Linked DNA regions of Mus musculus: regions 2 and 3 are each linked to region 1. Evidence: chromatin loops called from intact Hi-C (ENCODE). Cell type or tissue: gastrocnemius. All regions are shown on one strand.

Evidence for each region. Peaks named below come from ENCODE experiments on the same cell type or tissue, not always from the same donor. Only the 100,000 strongest peaks of a DNase experiment are listed, where the experiment ranks them.
Region 2: a loop joins it to region 1, with 3 times the contacts of the local background. A loop is called at or near these places in 5 of 42 quality-filtered maps.
Region 3: a loop joins it to region 1, with 6 times the contacts of the local background. A loop is called at or near these places in 35 of 42 quality-filtered maps.

The regions. Positions count from the first base shown.
Region 1 is chr15:58,867,500-58,872,499 of GRCm38, reverse strand. No RefSeq gene overlaps it. Among named protein-coding and RNA genes, the nearest start is that of Trmt12, 2.6 kb to the left of the region's middle. In gastrocnemius, CTCF peaks have their summits at 2,278 (motif pointing right), 2,489 and 3,902; a DNase peak (open chromatin) is centred at 2,523; H3K4me3 peaks cover 1,037 bases; H3K27ac peaks cover 1,177 bases.
Region 2 is chr15:58,782,920-58,787,919 of GRCm38, reverse strand. It overlaps Tmem65 (transmembrane protein 65), which reads left to right. Exons shown (of 7, transcript NM_175212.4): 6 at 705-810; 7 at 2,910-5,000. The coding sequence ends at 3,011. Among named protein-coding and RNA genes, the nearest start is that of Gm41329, 25 kb to the right of the region's middle. In gastrocnemius, a CTCF peak has its summit at 1,952 (motif pointing left); no DNase peak of the experiment used is centred here.
Region 3 is chr15:58,470,005-58,475,004 of GRCm38, reverse strand. No RefSeq gene overlaps it. Among named protein-coding and RNA genes, the nearest start is that of Fer1l6, 38 kb to the left of the region's middle. In gastrocnemius, a CTCF peak has its summit at 2,477; a DNase peak (open chromatin) is centred at 2,462; H3K4me3 peaks cover 281 bases.

The DNA of each region.
Region 1 (5,000 bases):
TCTATGAACTAAAACTCATGAAATGAGTCGATATCCTCCGGAAACGTTATACACTCTCTTTAGCGATGCTCGTAATTTTTTTAAAAAGTGAATTTGCAGTGGATTGAATTTACAGAAAGGATTCCAAAACTCTAGTGTTGCTTATAAATTAGCACCAGCCACCTTATTGTTGGAAATGAAATGTTATAAAGCTTCCTTATTCCCTTTTCTTGCAAAGATTTTCATCACGGCTGCCTTGTTATCCAAGGAGGGAAACATGTCAACTCTCAAAAATGGGAATCTTTGTCTAGAAAATGTTGATTACCCGAACCACCTTGAGAGAATTGCTATTCTAATGAGAGATGGCCCAGAGGGTAAGGGAGTTATTTGCCACCAAGCCTGACAACCAGGATTCCCAGACCCCACATGGTAGAAAGAGAGAACGAAACCCAGGTCTTTTGCAAAATCATCAAAATCTCATAATTGCTGAATCTCTTGTCTTTTGTAAAACACATTTATCTTTTAGGGGGCAGCGTACTCACGCCATAGTGCAGGTGTCAAGGTCAGAAGACAACTTGCAGTGTCTCTCCTCTTTTTCCACCATGTGAGCTCTGAGGAAGAAACGAAACTCAGGTTGTCTGACTTGGTTGCAAGCTCCTTTACTTGTGCAGCCGTCTTGCCAGGCCATTCTCATCCTTTAGCGTATTGACTTATAGGTCTGTAAATGTAAACAGTGAAATGAATATTCATGAGCTATAGCCGTAGTACATTTACGTGGGCCCTATAAGAAAAATCAAATGTGAGACTTTTCTATCAAATGCTGGAAAACTTCTGTTTAGGACAGAAGTTGAAATCTTTTTTATCTCTCCCCAATTGTCAGACTTTTATGCAAATGTTTTAATTTTCCACCTACCCAGTAATCCCTTTGTTTACACAAAGGTCCATTGCTGTATTCCAGGAATTTGATATCCTGTAGCAGTGACTTCTTTCTTCTTCTAACCCTGACCCCTTTCAGCTTTCAATATTTCCTGTGTGCCAGTTCCCTTAATTAAGGCTGTGAGGCTGGACTCCAGACTGGGGAACAGACCCAGTTACCACCTGAGTTAGAATACAAGCCAAATGCACTTCCTGTGTTTGTGTGTTCTCTCTTCTAAGCACACCCTCTTGATCAAGAGGTGAAGTTTGCCTTGCCCAGACAATTAGGTTGGAATAGTAGTCTCTTCCTTTTCAACCTGGGACTTATTTCTAGCACTTTCCCATTGAGAGCATCCTTTTCCCACCAGGCTTGAGGACTCGGGTTATCTATACCTTTTTCTTCCGTGGCTCACTGGTTATTTAAGGCTGCATTGCTTTATTTCCATATACTCAAAAAAGTTTTCCAAATTATTGTTTTTATTTATTTCAGTTTATTTAAAAAATGTACTCTACCATTGTCAGAGAACATATTTTGTATGACTTGGGCTCCTGTAGACTTACTGGAGCCTTTCTCATAGTTTAGAATATGGTCTGTTCTGGGGAACGTTCTATGTGCATTTGACAGGAGTGTCCACTCTGCTCTTGACGTGTGGAATGTTCTGTCTGGTAGCAGGCATCTTTTCAGCTCATGCAAGTAAAACAATTCTGGGGTGGTAGAGTGCTTGTCTAGTATGCTCCAGAGTCTGGGGTCAATCCCTGGTCATACATATTCCTATAAACCTCCAAACACAATTGTCTATAGTCTTTCTTACTGAGACCACACAGTCTCTCTCCAGAGCTGCTTAGGTACCTCATACAGATCTAAGCATTAGATAAGATCTTCTCTCTCTCTCTCTCTCTCTCTCTCTCTCTCTCTCTCTCTCTCTCTCTCTCTCACACACACACACACACACACACACACTTCTACCCCTCTTCTGTGCCCAGAAAACTGTACTTCTGCCCTGTTATTCCACCATACTTGTCAGACCTGAGACAACAAGTGCCTTCACAGGACTTCTTTGTCCCATCCTGTCCTTCTTCAGTAAGACAAGCCTGATTCCATATCACCATGCAGAATTTTACAGTCGAAATCTTTTCATCTCATGCTGGCTATCTTTCCCCAGAGGGAGTTGGTTTGTTTCCAAGAGCTAGGGGATGGAGCTGGACTTTCTCCCTTACTGTATTTCATTATTATTTTCATGAGTACTGCCACACAGAGTTGGACATAATGTATTTACATAAAGAACGTGTAAGTGAACTGTTAAATGAAAGGCTGAAGAAATACCTGAAGGAAAATTACTTCGTAGTTTGAGTGTTTTTGTTTCAAAATATTGTCGCTAGAGGGCAGCAATAGCCAGCACAGAGCAGTCAAAACTGACAAAAGTCCTGGAGGGTTTGCAAGTCTAAAGCTCTTCAAGGATCGCACCTTTTCCACAGGCCTTACTCGACACCCTTAGATGCCCTTTACTGTCACGGACTACCCAGGTAAGCAAACGTAGCTCTTTCCAGGAACGCATTAATAGTACATAGGTTTCACTGTGTGATAAACATTGGTTTTTAGAGTGGTGCACCGAACCCATATATAGTTGTAGTACCGCATGATTCCACTGGGGGCATGCATGGGCCACTTAGCTGGTGACATTCCCAAAAAGAAATGCAAAAAAAAAAAAAAAAAAAAAAAAAAAAAATCTTCACCTCTGGCTCAGAGCTGTGTGGGCGTTCTCTCCACCTTCCTTTGGCTCACTAGATGCTTTTTACACACCTGGCCAATCCTCATATGACAACTTTCGGGAATCACTGAAGACGATGACCTATCATATCCTCGGAGAAGGCTGAAGAGAAGGCACACCCATCTCTTACTTGCACGGAACCTCCCCTCATCTTTGAACTTACCTAAGGAATAGCCCCTATGTTTCCCAGTCACTTTTCTCTGCCTCTCCCCACCCCCTTCTACCATTAAATCTATAGAAAGTTATAGCTCTTCCTTAACATGCTACAAGTTTTCTGTTCATGTCTCACAGGTGGCGCAGGTCAGATATCCTTGTCAAACAGTGGCTTCTTCTGTAACAAGGGCCCTCACTTCTCCCTCCCTTGAAGCTTTGCACAGTGCCTGAATGAGAGGGTGCATGCAGTAGTGAGTCAGTGACATCTCAGAGTGGGCTATTTTGCTTTCAGGATCTGGTTATCCTTGAACTCACAGAGATCCACCTGCCTCTGCCTCCCAAGTGCTGGAACTAAAGGCGTGCACCACCACAGTCTCACACTTGTTCTTAAAGATTAAGTTTCAGAAATGTTCACCTGCATGGGCCCCTTCCAATTGTGTGTGTGTGACGGAGTGTGTGCTGAGCAATCTCCTTACATGTGGGTCATATGTCTTTGTAAAGTTTGCAATGTTTTAATCAAAAGCCGTAAGGATCACCGTGCCGTGCTGTTCATTCTCCCCTCTGGCCCACTCCCATCTATGTAATGTAGCCCTGGAGAGGCTGCTGGCATTTTGGAAACCTGGTAGGTGAAGTCAAAATAAGAGTGCATTGAGTTTTGACTTAGTGGGGTACATGCAAGAGATTGCAATCATCCCCACATGTATAAGGGTATTGGTAGCTATTCCACTTTAGGACTACCTTTCAGTAACATTCCAAAGTTAGCCAAAAACTCACTTGACATCTTAGCTGGAAGATGCAAGGCCAAATGTCTTCTGATTCTATAAATGTGTTGTGCGGTGCTGAGCACCAGAAGGGCAAAGATTGTGCAAGGATCACTAATTAGAGTGTGAAAGATTCTTTGGGTCTTCACACTCTAATTAGATTTTTTTTTGGAAAAATATTTATTTTCATGTGTGGGGGGAGGCTGGGGGAGGCAGAAAGGCCAAAAGAAGGTGTTAGGCCTTTTGTAGCTAGAATTACAGGCTAGAGTTACTTGATATGGTGTTAGGAAGTGAATTGCGATCCTCTGCAAGAGGAGGGCGCACTTGTAACCACAGAGACATCACTTCCCAACAAATGGATTCTGAAACAGAATCTGAATGTGCTGCCAGCTGTTCTAAGCATGTGTGCCCTGAGGATGCTGGGAGACGATCTGAGAGTACACTACCCTCTTTTCTGCTAGCTCAAGGGTTCTCATTGGTAGCGTATTCTCCTGTGCTGGTGGGTTCCTTTCTTTTGGCTGTACGTGGTTTTGGACACTCAGCCACAGTCTGTGCAATGAGCACTGGCTTCTTTACTTCCATCAGTGTGAACCCTGGTCTCGTGGCTCTACTTCTCTCAGCCGATGGAAAATTAGCTTCCTTCCTGGGGTCCTCTCTGCTCACGCTTGAGCCACGGATTTGCACGCTCTCATCCTGTACTGATTTTAGGAGTATCATGACACTAAGGTATAGGGAGGTGGCCCTGGTAAACTGTGGTCACTACTGTCTGCCTCTGGTTCGCCATTGCGGGTTCCCAGCGTTGCAGTCTTTCCAGGCACACCCGAGGACTAGGAGGTGTGGCTCTGTTTCCCTTTCACTCAGGACCCACGTTTCCCCCTCTGTCTGTTTCTTCTCTCCAAAATCCCGAGTCCCCAATGCCAGCTTTCCTTCTCGTTGTGGCTTTTCATTTAGTCTTGAATTCTTCCGTGATTCCAAGGTTTAGGAAGGCATCCAGGGAATCAGGCAGGGAACTACTGCTGTTTTTCGCTCCATCCCGACTAGGGTGATGGAGAGTGAGCAGACTGATTATGAATGATACAAAGGAGGAAATGGGAGAGACATAAATTAATACTTCAAAATATAGCCAGAAGTATATGTTTATTTTGAGTATTGTATCAAGTTTGGTCTTGTGAAAATGTTGTGTACGATGTTACTTGGTCTGGTGGTTTGAATAGGTATGTACCCTTATCCCCCTTACCTCCCCCATAGATTCATGTGTTTGAATGCTTGACCCACAGCGGATAGCACTATTAGGAGGTGTGGCCCCTTTGGAGTGGGTGTGGCCTTGTTGGAAGAAGTGGGTCACTGTAGGGGGAGGCTTTGAGGTCTCCTATGCTCAAGCTCCACCCAGTGTGAAATTCAGTCTTTCCTCTGTTGCCTATGG
Region 2 (5,000 bases), 85 kb after region 1:
TTCATTAATGGAATAAACGGATAGATTTTAAAGCCACTTAGTTTTAGATTGAGGTCTGAAGACTTTTATGAAGAGCTTCTATGTTTGAGAACTGTTTCTCCTTCAGGTTTTCCTTTCTCTCACAGATGTCACTTTATATGTGTTCCTAGATGTACACTTTTAAGACATCTGAAGCCAGAATGTATCTTATTATTGTCAGTGTGCCTAATTGGCAAGCTCTTTTCTTTCAGATAGTACTTAGAACAAGATTAATGCTGACTTAGAATTGATCACATCTCCTGTTAGTCTAAAAGTTCTGGTCTGTCATTCTTAAGTACATTAGTCTGATAAAAAACTGTTACTTTCTGATCATAGTTATCAAATTAAATCATATGATCAAACACTTTGAGTTTGGAGTGCAACAATTATATGTGTGTATGTATGTGTATGTATGTGTGTGTGTATATATATATATTACCATGATTGTTCTCTTAAAGATAATGATAAAGATTAAATGTTCTTAGTCACTGTGTATTAAATGTGAATTTGAAAGTATTTTAAGCCAGAGTTATATATACATAATAAAATGCAAGTTGTGATTTTTTTGCTGTCTAGAGTGATAAGCACAGGGACAGAGTCTGGTTTCTCTTTGTAGTGATTGGTTTTACTCTGTGCATACACTTGCATGCTTCCTTAAACTCTCTCGTTCTCTTGTTCTCTTAAAGCCTTGCAGGTTATGTTGAGGCCTTGGCGTCCAGGCTAGGCCTCTCAATTCCTGATCTTACACCAAAGCAAGTTGACATGTGGCAAACACGTGTTAGCACACATTTGGTAAGTTGTATGTCTTATAAGCTGCACCTAGTGTCCAGCATGGCAGTTTCAAGACTAGTTGATTTGAGTTTTACCCAGGCCTTGGACATTCTCAGAAAAATAATTCGCTATCCCTTTATCCTTGTATAAGCATGATTGATTTTTGTAAAACATTGTTCAGCTTGGTTAATATGCAGGGCTGGAGCACCCAAAGGTGTTGGAATCCTTTGTTCATTCTGGAAGTGATTCCCATTTCTACTGAAGTTGTTCACTGGTGGTCATTTCTGAGGATGTCTCTACACTGTTAGGGGAGGAAAGGTCAAATAGTAACGGATTGAAATGTCAGTGGTGGCAAGGATCACCCCTGGTCTAGCATTTCTAAGGGGGGCGAGAGGGGACCCTTGGTCACTGTGGGTGATAGTGTAAGACATTTTAACAGAATAGGTGGGTGGTTGGGGTTCTCTTAGCAAATGGTCATATCCTAGGGCAGTCAGGAGCCATATAATGGTCTCTCTGTTGAAATATAAATGAACAAAATATTTATATCAAAATAAGAATTTAAGATTAACTCTCTTAGTATCTGGACAGAACAAAGTTTTCTTGTTATATCTCTGAAACTATAGTCCCTTTAAAAATAGTTACATAGTGAGCTTGGCAGATTTAACTATTAATATAAAGCACAGGCATTACCCCCACAGCAAACAGCAGAATGCCGCAGTAACAGACTGAAAAAGTGTCGTATACAGTATTGTCAAAACGTTGATGTCTATTTTGAAAGTTATTACAGATAGTCTGGTAGATTGCTAACTGGATGCTATCCAAGAGAAAACATTTCCTTCCATGTTGCAGATTATGTAGCTAGCGTAGCTTCTGTAATGTCGGATGGGACTTATTGTCTGTTTTCTTAACCAGAAGCTCCTGGAGGAAAGATCAACTCTATGTGATTAGTCCTTGTCTCGGGCTTAACCGGCACAGAGTTTAGTATACAATAGAACCTCAATAACTTTTTGTATGAAAGAAGAAAAGTTAACTGAGGGGCTGAAGACATGGCTCATACATTAGGAATGTATACTGTCCTAATAGAGGACCCAAGTTCAGTTTCCAGCACTCAGGGCTCACTCACAACTGCCCATAAGTCCACTTCCAGGGTCCAGTGCCCTCTTTTGGTCTTTGTGGGCATCTGTACTCATACACACATATTCACATACAAAGACACATACATGCACACAAATAGTTTAAAAATAATAAAATAGGTATTTTTAAGAAAGGAAACCTAATTGAAAAGCTTAAATTTGATAGCCATCAGGAATGTTAAATTTGGAATCATTTATAGAAGTAAAAATTTAAAACTTTTCACAATGTAGATTTCAAAAGTCTTAGTGTGATATATACACATACATACATGATTAAAATTGGCACTGCACATTTGTAGTTTTGTCAAGTGTGAAAGACTTCATGACCGTAGTCTATGAAGATGCACAAATATTAACATTGAATTTTTAAATCATCAGTAGTAGATCCCTTCAGTGTCATCTCAGTAGTGGAATGTCAGGGGAGGTTCCTTATGCTTAGGAAAGCTTTCAGGAGTCAAGAATCCACTATTCAGTGGAACTTGAAGGTCTTTATATAGAGTGCATGCAGCGCCTTGGAAACAGAAGTATTCGAAAACATGGCACACAGGGCAGAGAAGCAGAGAGAAACAGTTTCTATAATGGTTGGTTGTATCTACATATAACTTAGCATATATGGGATTAAGTCCTGAAGGACAGGATACAAGGGTATTGAGTCCAGATGCACTGAGACTAGCTGGCACATTCTCCTCCTGTGTTTCAGTCTTCTGATATTAAAAACACATAAGATTTAAACAATTTTGTACTTGAATATTTCTTTGATGTCATGTTAATGGGTTTTTTTTCTTCTGTTCCTTTAAATTTTAAAATGACGTGTTCTTGAACATTTGGTAGCTTATTTTAATACGTAGGTTTCTGTAATCAATAGGAATACAGTTGTAGTGGGAATTACATAGTGTATGGCAGTGGGCTGTTGTCATCAGTCTGTAAGCAAGGATACCTCTTTTCGGGACATGTAATTTTAAGAAGTACTCTCTTCTGTTTCCGTAGGGCAAGGCTGTTGGGGTGACGATCGGCTGCATTCTAGGAATGTTCCCGTTGATTTTCTTTGGAGGAAGTGAAGAGGATGAGAAACTGGAAACAACAAATTAATCACCTTAGAACACCTATAAGAAGATGTAAACTAATGTACCTCATCATTAACTATACTGTCCCCACAGTTAGCAGTGAAGACAGTAGCAGTGTATAGATACGGGATCAAATAACTCAGCATGTACTATGGAAACACTAACTTATTGTGGCTTGGTCTTCTTAAGACATCTTTTTAAACTTACTTAGTATCATTTTATGTAAATTGTTGATGCTTTCCATCAATGGCAGTCGACATGTCATCTTTTCCTTCTCTGTGTATCAAGATATTATTTAACTTTCAGTCACTGATACTGTACTGTACTGTACTGTTCTGACTTGGGTTTGCATATTTGTTACATAACATGCACGGGAATACCTATTTATGGTTTTATTTTTATTTTTCCTATGGTTATATCAATGCTGCGGTTTCTCCAAATTATTTAAGATGTTTAATATCAGTTAACATTTTAACTCCCTGTCTGGTGGTATTACTTCTGTGTTAATTCACAGTGAACATTTACAATCATATAAATTCATTCAATTTTTAACCTTTCACATCTATCCAAAATGAAGCAGTGTTTTAAGTATGTCTGATTCACTTTAATTTTGAGCCATGCTGTGTTAAGAGCCAGAGGTTAATCGGATGGAACAATTCTCTGGCCTCCCTTTTACACAAACCATACATGCTAACAAGTGTACTTATCTCTGATTGGCTCTTTACCTTTAATTTCCCAACTTTGAACAATCACACAGTGAATTCTGGTTTGTGAGAGAAAGGCAGTGCTTGGATATGTCCGGTCTCTTAAAATAGGGATTAAGAGAGTAGGGAAAACTAAGAAATTTATAATGACATTTGGAAATTAGGCTAAAATAATTTTTTTTTTATAGAAAATGGAAATTTTCAAGGAGGTTGTGTGGGGTGGATGATAAAGTTCCAGTGCTGCCGGGAAGGTTCAGGAAGCATCAGTTCTATGGCTTTGGAAAGAGTTTCCCCTGATGTGTTGTCATTGTCTCATGGAACGGAAGGAGCCAAAATATCCCATGCTTAATCCTAATCTCATTAGATCTTGCTTTGTGACTTTTTTCTGGATGAATATTTTAGAAACAACATGTATTTTCTAGTTTGCTACCTAGTCTGTAACACAAGGAGAGGTCCTTTCTCCCTTTGGTGGATGGTTTTCTTCTTTCGTGGTGGTTATGCACACAGTTGGTGAAAGCTGTGTGTGTGTGTGTGTGTGTGTGTGTGTGTGTGTGACAGCTGTGTCCTGTGTCTGACCTGAACACCGTCCTGAGAATCCCGAGCTTTAATTGCTGAACTGCCCCCCCCCTTTATCTCATTTGCTCTACATGTTAAAAAGTTATATGTAGCAGAATAATTGGACATGTGGAAGAGAGAAACTGAAGTTAGAATTTAATCCTTGGGGAATTAAAATTATTCATGTTTCCTAAGTAGATGGAAAAGATGAACTTCACGTGACTATGCTTTCTAAATCTTATTTTGGAGTTTTGTTTGCACATAATTACTTTGGGCTCCTTTTAAAGAAAATTTCTTTTCCATAAGAAAGCATGTCATATATTGTTTTCTTTGCACTTTGTCCTGTCCATTTATCATAGAATTTAAGGAAAGATAGCATAAAAGTAAAAAACATCAAATTCTCATATACACAAGTAATATTCTCCTTTGGTCAGGCTAGCATCACATGACTTGAGGTGGCAGACAGATTCATCTTTGCTCACATGTCCCACGACAGCAAGCACAAGGTTCCAGGTGAAAGGCTAGAATGCACATTTTACTTTCTGTGTAGACATGTGAGTGCTCTTTCCTTCCCTTGTGTATCGGTGGCATGTCCTGTCTTTGTTTGTCAGTGCTGTATTGTGGTGCTTAACTCTTCTTTGTATTAAATACCATCTCCAGAAACTTGTCTTGGAGTTTAGAAAGCACTTTGGATTGTTGATTTTTTTTTTCTTTCTCTTGAAAAAGCTCCTCGTCCTTATTACCAGAATTTCTGT
Region 3 (5,000 bases), 400 kb after region 1:
TTGTGTAGCTTTGGTTGTCCTGGAACTCGCTTCTGGGTTAGGGATGGGTTGTATTCATTTCTCCTTTCAGCTCTAGAACCCCATGGTCAGACCCCTGCAGGCCCTGTGCATGCTGCCTCAGTCTCTGCAAGTTCATGTGTGCCAGCCCTGTTGAGTCTAGAAGGCCTTGATTCCTTGGTATCTCCCATGCTTTCTAGTTCTTGAATTCATCTGCCTCCTTTTCCTGAAGAGTTCCCTAAGCCCTGAGGGAGAGATTAGAGCTGAGTGTCCCAAGGTCTCTCACCCTCTGCATATTGTCTGGCTGTGGGTCTCTGCGTTTGTTCCCATCTCTATGTAACAAGAGGAATCTTCTCTGATGATGGCTGAGCGAGGCACGGATCTAGTATAGCAGAGTGTTCTAGGGAATCATTTTATCGCTACATTCCTTTAGCAGAGCAGTAGTATTTGGTTGCCCCCTAGGTCCTTGGGATATCTAGCCTCAGGTTCTTGGCTACTCGAGCAGATGGGTTCCAATCTCATGGAGTGGGCCATTGGTTGGTTACTCCCATAAGCTTTGTGCCACTGTTGCATTAGTGTGTCTTGCGGGCAGGTCATTCTTGTAGATTAAACAATTTGTAGCTGGCTTAGGGTTTATGCTTCTCCTTTAGGGGCAGGCACAGTGCCTTCCAGTACCATGAACACCAGTCTATAGGGCTGGAAGCTCTAGGTAGGCACCACTTCAACATCCCCATGACTGACAGGCTGTGTAGGTGTTGTCTTCAGCAACAGAGCCCTACTGCATATATATGAAGAGCTTCCAATAGTCTTGACAATAGCCTGGGTCCTTTGGGGGTTCCCATGGGACTCCTTGGCCAATAGGTCCATTTACATGTAACCCACTCCTGGTAGTGTGAGCTTCATTTAGCAACGAGAGATGTCCAGTTAGGGCTCTGTTTTTCCTGTTAATTGTTGATTTCATTTAAATCATCTTCATATATGTACATTAGAGGACACTTGTACTGTATTAGGTTTCCATATCACTCCTCAGATGGCCCTTGGTTGTAACTGATCCTCCCTCATATTCCTTCCCTAGCCACCCACCCCCCCAATTCTCTCCCACTCCTGATTTGATCCTCTCATTCTAGTTCCCTCATTTTATACATCCAAAATCATATATGCTCTTATACGGTTTAGGCCCCCCGTCTAAGGATTGTACTGCCTACAGTGGTCTGGATCTTTGCCCATCAATCTAAAGTCAAAAAAAAAAAAAAAAAAGCTACATATCCATGGCTACCGGTCAAGCCAATGGAAGCAATTCTGCAAGTGAAGTCCCCTACACCCAGGTGTGTCAACAGAATCTAACTGTGACATCCACAGACACAATATGATGTGGACAGTTCTTCACTAGGGCTCTCTTTCAAAGTGACCCTATGTTGTGCCCAATTTACAATTAAAACTAGCCATCGCAGCTGCAGTAGATAATTGTGTGAAGGTTTTGTGTGAGCGTAACCTTTCATTTCCCCAGAATAAACGCCCAGGGCTGCCAGTGCTGGGTCACAGGTTAACCGTGTCTTTAGTTTTGGCAAACTCACCTTTCCAAAGTGGCTGTCCTAAATTTCTACCAGTAACATTGGAATGGTTGTTTTTCGTCCTTTCCAGCATTTAGCGTTGTCTCTAATTTTGTTTGTGAGCGTTCTAAAAAGTGTGTAGTGCCCTTTCCTAATGGGTTTCATTTGTGCTTCCTAAACGGCCAGTTGTGTTGAATGTGTTTCCACAAAGGCGCTGCATAAATGTGGAACGGAGGATGGCTGCTCAGTTGGACCTGAGATAGTGAATGTTTGGCAAGCTCTGCCAGGTTTTCTGAGCCTCCGGCTGATGATGGGGGTTTGGGACCAAATGAATGCACAGAGGCTGCCACACACTGGAAGGTTAATTGTCCCTTTCCTGCCATTGCTAGCCCTCCCCACTTCAAAAGCAATGTCTTCTACTCAAGACTGATTGGCACCATGATTGACTGGTGAGTTGGTGCCTGGTGTTGTTAATTCTAGCTAGAAAATGGCTGTAATTTTAGGTTTGGGAACATTCTGATTTACATAGCTAAAAAAGAAATCTCTTTCTTGTTTTCATTTTTAAGCTTCGTTTATATAAGGAAGCAGCTGATGGGTGTTACATTGTCAAGCAGACAGGCTACTGTTTACTGCAAAAAGCCTGCAAGACATTGAACGGGACAGTGTCCAAGGTGATTTCATGCATTCTGTCACTGCGAGAACTAAAGATGGAGACATTTTTCAATGGTACCAAAGGTTAAGCCTCCTTTGGCTGCAACCTCAAAGCACCCGGCTTTCATGTTACTCCTCTCTTCCTTCGGAAAAGTTCTGCACACCCAGCTGATTAATGGTTTCTGCAAAGCCTTTGTTGAAGTGGGGAAACTGCAAGCTTTGCAAGATTGCTGTCCAGGGCTAGAGACCGGAACTAGGATAGGGCTCAGAGGCCCCCTAGAGGCTGCTGCAGACAACAGACACACGACTCCATTAACACACAACACACAGGGATGGGCTCTGGGTTCTGGACTGAAGGGGGATTTCTCTTGGCAGCTTTATGCTTCTGTGTCTTTCGAGTTATCTGCAATTACTTTTACAATCCTAAAAGATATTTGGGTTTTTTTTTTGTTAATTCTGCTCATTTTGCTCAATTTACTAGGATATAATGTGGTTCTAAAAACAAAACAAAACAAACAAACAAACAAAAACCAAACCTGCTGCCCTTTGTACTGACTAGAGGTTGACACATAAGCACCCAAAGCTACTACTCCTAGCATTTGGGAATGGGAAATACAGAAAGGAATCTGGTTTTCTAATGAAATGTGGCAAAGCACCCAGTAAAGGGAAATACCTCCCATAACGTAGTCCTGATGTTCAAAGTGACTATTGGAGACACAGCTTTTGAGGAGGTAGATAATCACAGTTAGACCAAAGTGACGGGGTGATGTCCCTCCTTAGCAGAGGAGGAAGCAGATTCTCATCTGTCATATATGTACCATATATCTATAGATAGACAGATTATCTATCATCTACCCATCAATTATCTATCTATCATCTATATATCCATCATATATCTATCTAGATCATCTATCATGTCTATCTGTCTGGATACCATCCATCCATTATCTATCTTTTATCTTTATCTGTCATCTACTATCTTTCTACCACCTATTACTTATCTACCATCTATAATACATCTATCTACTGATCTATCACCCATTTATCTATTATCTAACTTTCATTTATCTATCAATCATCTAATATACCTATTTACCTATATTGCCTATCTATCTATCCTCTATCTAACTATCTATCCTCTATCTATCTCTATCTCTATCTATCTATCTATCATCTATCTATCTATCTATCTCTATGTCTATCTCAACAGTCCTGTGCAGATGTAGTAATAACATAGCCCTCTATAAGCCAGGAAGAGAGCCAGTCTCATCACCATGTTGTTTAGGCTATGAAGTCTGAGCTCTTTTGTTATGACAGCACTAACAGACTAATACACATACTGTATCCACTACCTTCACCCCAGCACCCACAGCTACTTAGAATTTTTTGTATCCAAATCATCATTTACTCTCATTTTGTCACCTTAGTAATTGTTCCAATGTCACCAAGTCCTCACTGGTCAGTGGCTTTGTGAAGTCAAACAGGTCCTCCAATAGCACTCCTCACCAACTTCCTGTAGGCATCCATTCATTCACCCGTGAGTGTGAAACATCTACTATGTGCCAGGCAGGATTTGTGCTTACATTCCATAATAACGTCTCATTGAACGTGTGGTGTTCAATTGAACTGAAGCCAAGGCTGCACCTGCCGTGGTGACCCACTTCCTCACAGTGCTGTCTCATCATAGGTCTTCCGTGTGCTCTTCCCTTCTCTAAGCTGTCCTTCCTACTCCCACCTCAAGCTTTCGTGAGCTCACAGCTTGGCACACTCAAGCTGTGTCCGTATCCCTTCTCAATGGAGAAGACGCTGAGATTCTTGATGTTAATATAGATGGGATTTTTGCTCTTATGCGATTTACTTAATGTTTGTCTTACGATGATGTTCCTGAAACACGTGGACATGGAATCCTCGTGCCGACAATCCTCCGACAGTTTTTCAACCAACATATTAAATGGATACCAGCAGCTCTGTAAAACCATAAAATCCTCTTCCGCAGCATTTATTTCCTGTGCCAGGCAACGGTGCTGTGCAGGGAATGCACTGCTGCTCGCTCCAGAGGGGGCCCTGCCCGCCATTCGGGAGGTCGTTCGGTTTTGCATACAGTTCGCTTTCCCCCCATTTATCATGAGCAGATTCCACAGACGCTTCCTGCAGAGACTGGAGCCCAGATGACCTGCGGCCACCCGAGGACATCATCCTGAGTTCGCTGGGCTTCTGTCCCCAGCCCAATTGCACTCTCAAAGTAAAAGAGCCGTAGTTGATGTCAGCAGGCTTACCGCTGAAGTTATGTTCCTAGAGATGGTTGTAAAACAAAGGCAGCTGGATATAAATTTTTAGATTGGCACTAAAGCAAAAACAAAAGCAGCGTCGCTTCTCATTTTTCACGAACCTCGACAGTATGTCCACGTCCGTATGGGGACATCATAGCTCACACTGAAAGACACTCTCTGTTAGCCACCCAAAGCCCCAAGTCACCGTCTAAATTCTGTTTTCTTAAGAAAGCTCTTCAAAGAATGATATTGCTTGGGCTGGCTTGTTGCTTGGACAGGAGAAGCGGGGACCACATGATCCAAGGGTGGTGATAAAAGTACAAATAGTGATGAACCCAAGCAGTGACACCGACAGAGCCAGTTTGAAGTGTGGAAGAACTGTAGCATAATTAAGAATGAGCCCTTGACCATGTGGCCTCCAAGTTCGGCTCTCCCTTCCTGTGGTCTCAGTGATCTTTGCAATGCTTTGGAGACTATGCTGTCCTCCGTTTTTGCTACTTGGGTTAGCTAGGTTTGCCTCTACTCTTTGTAG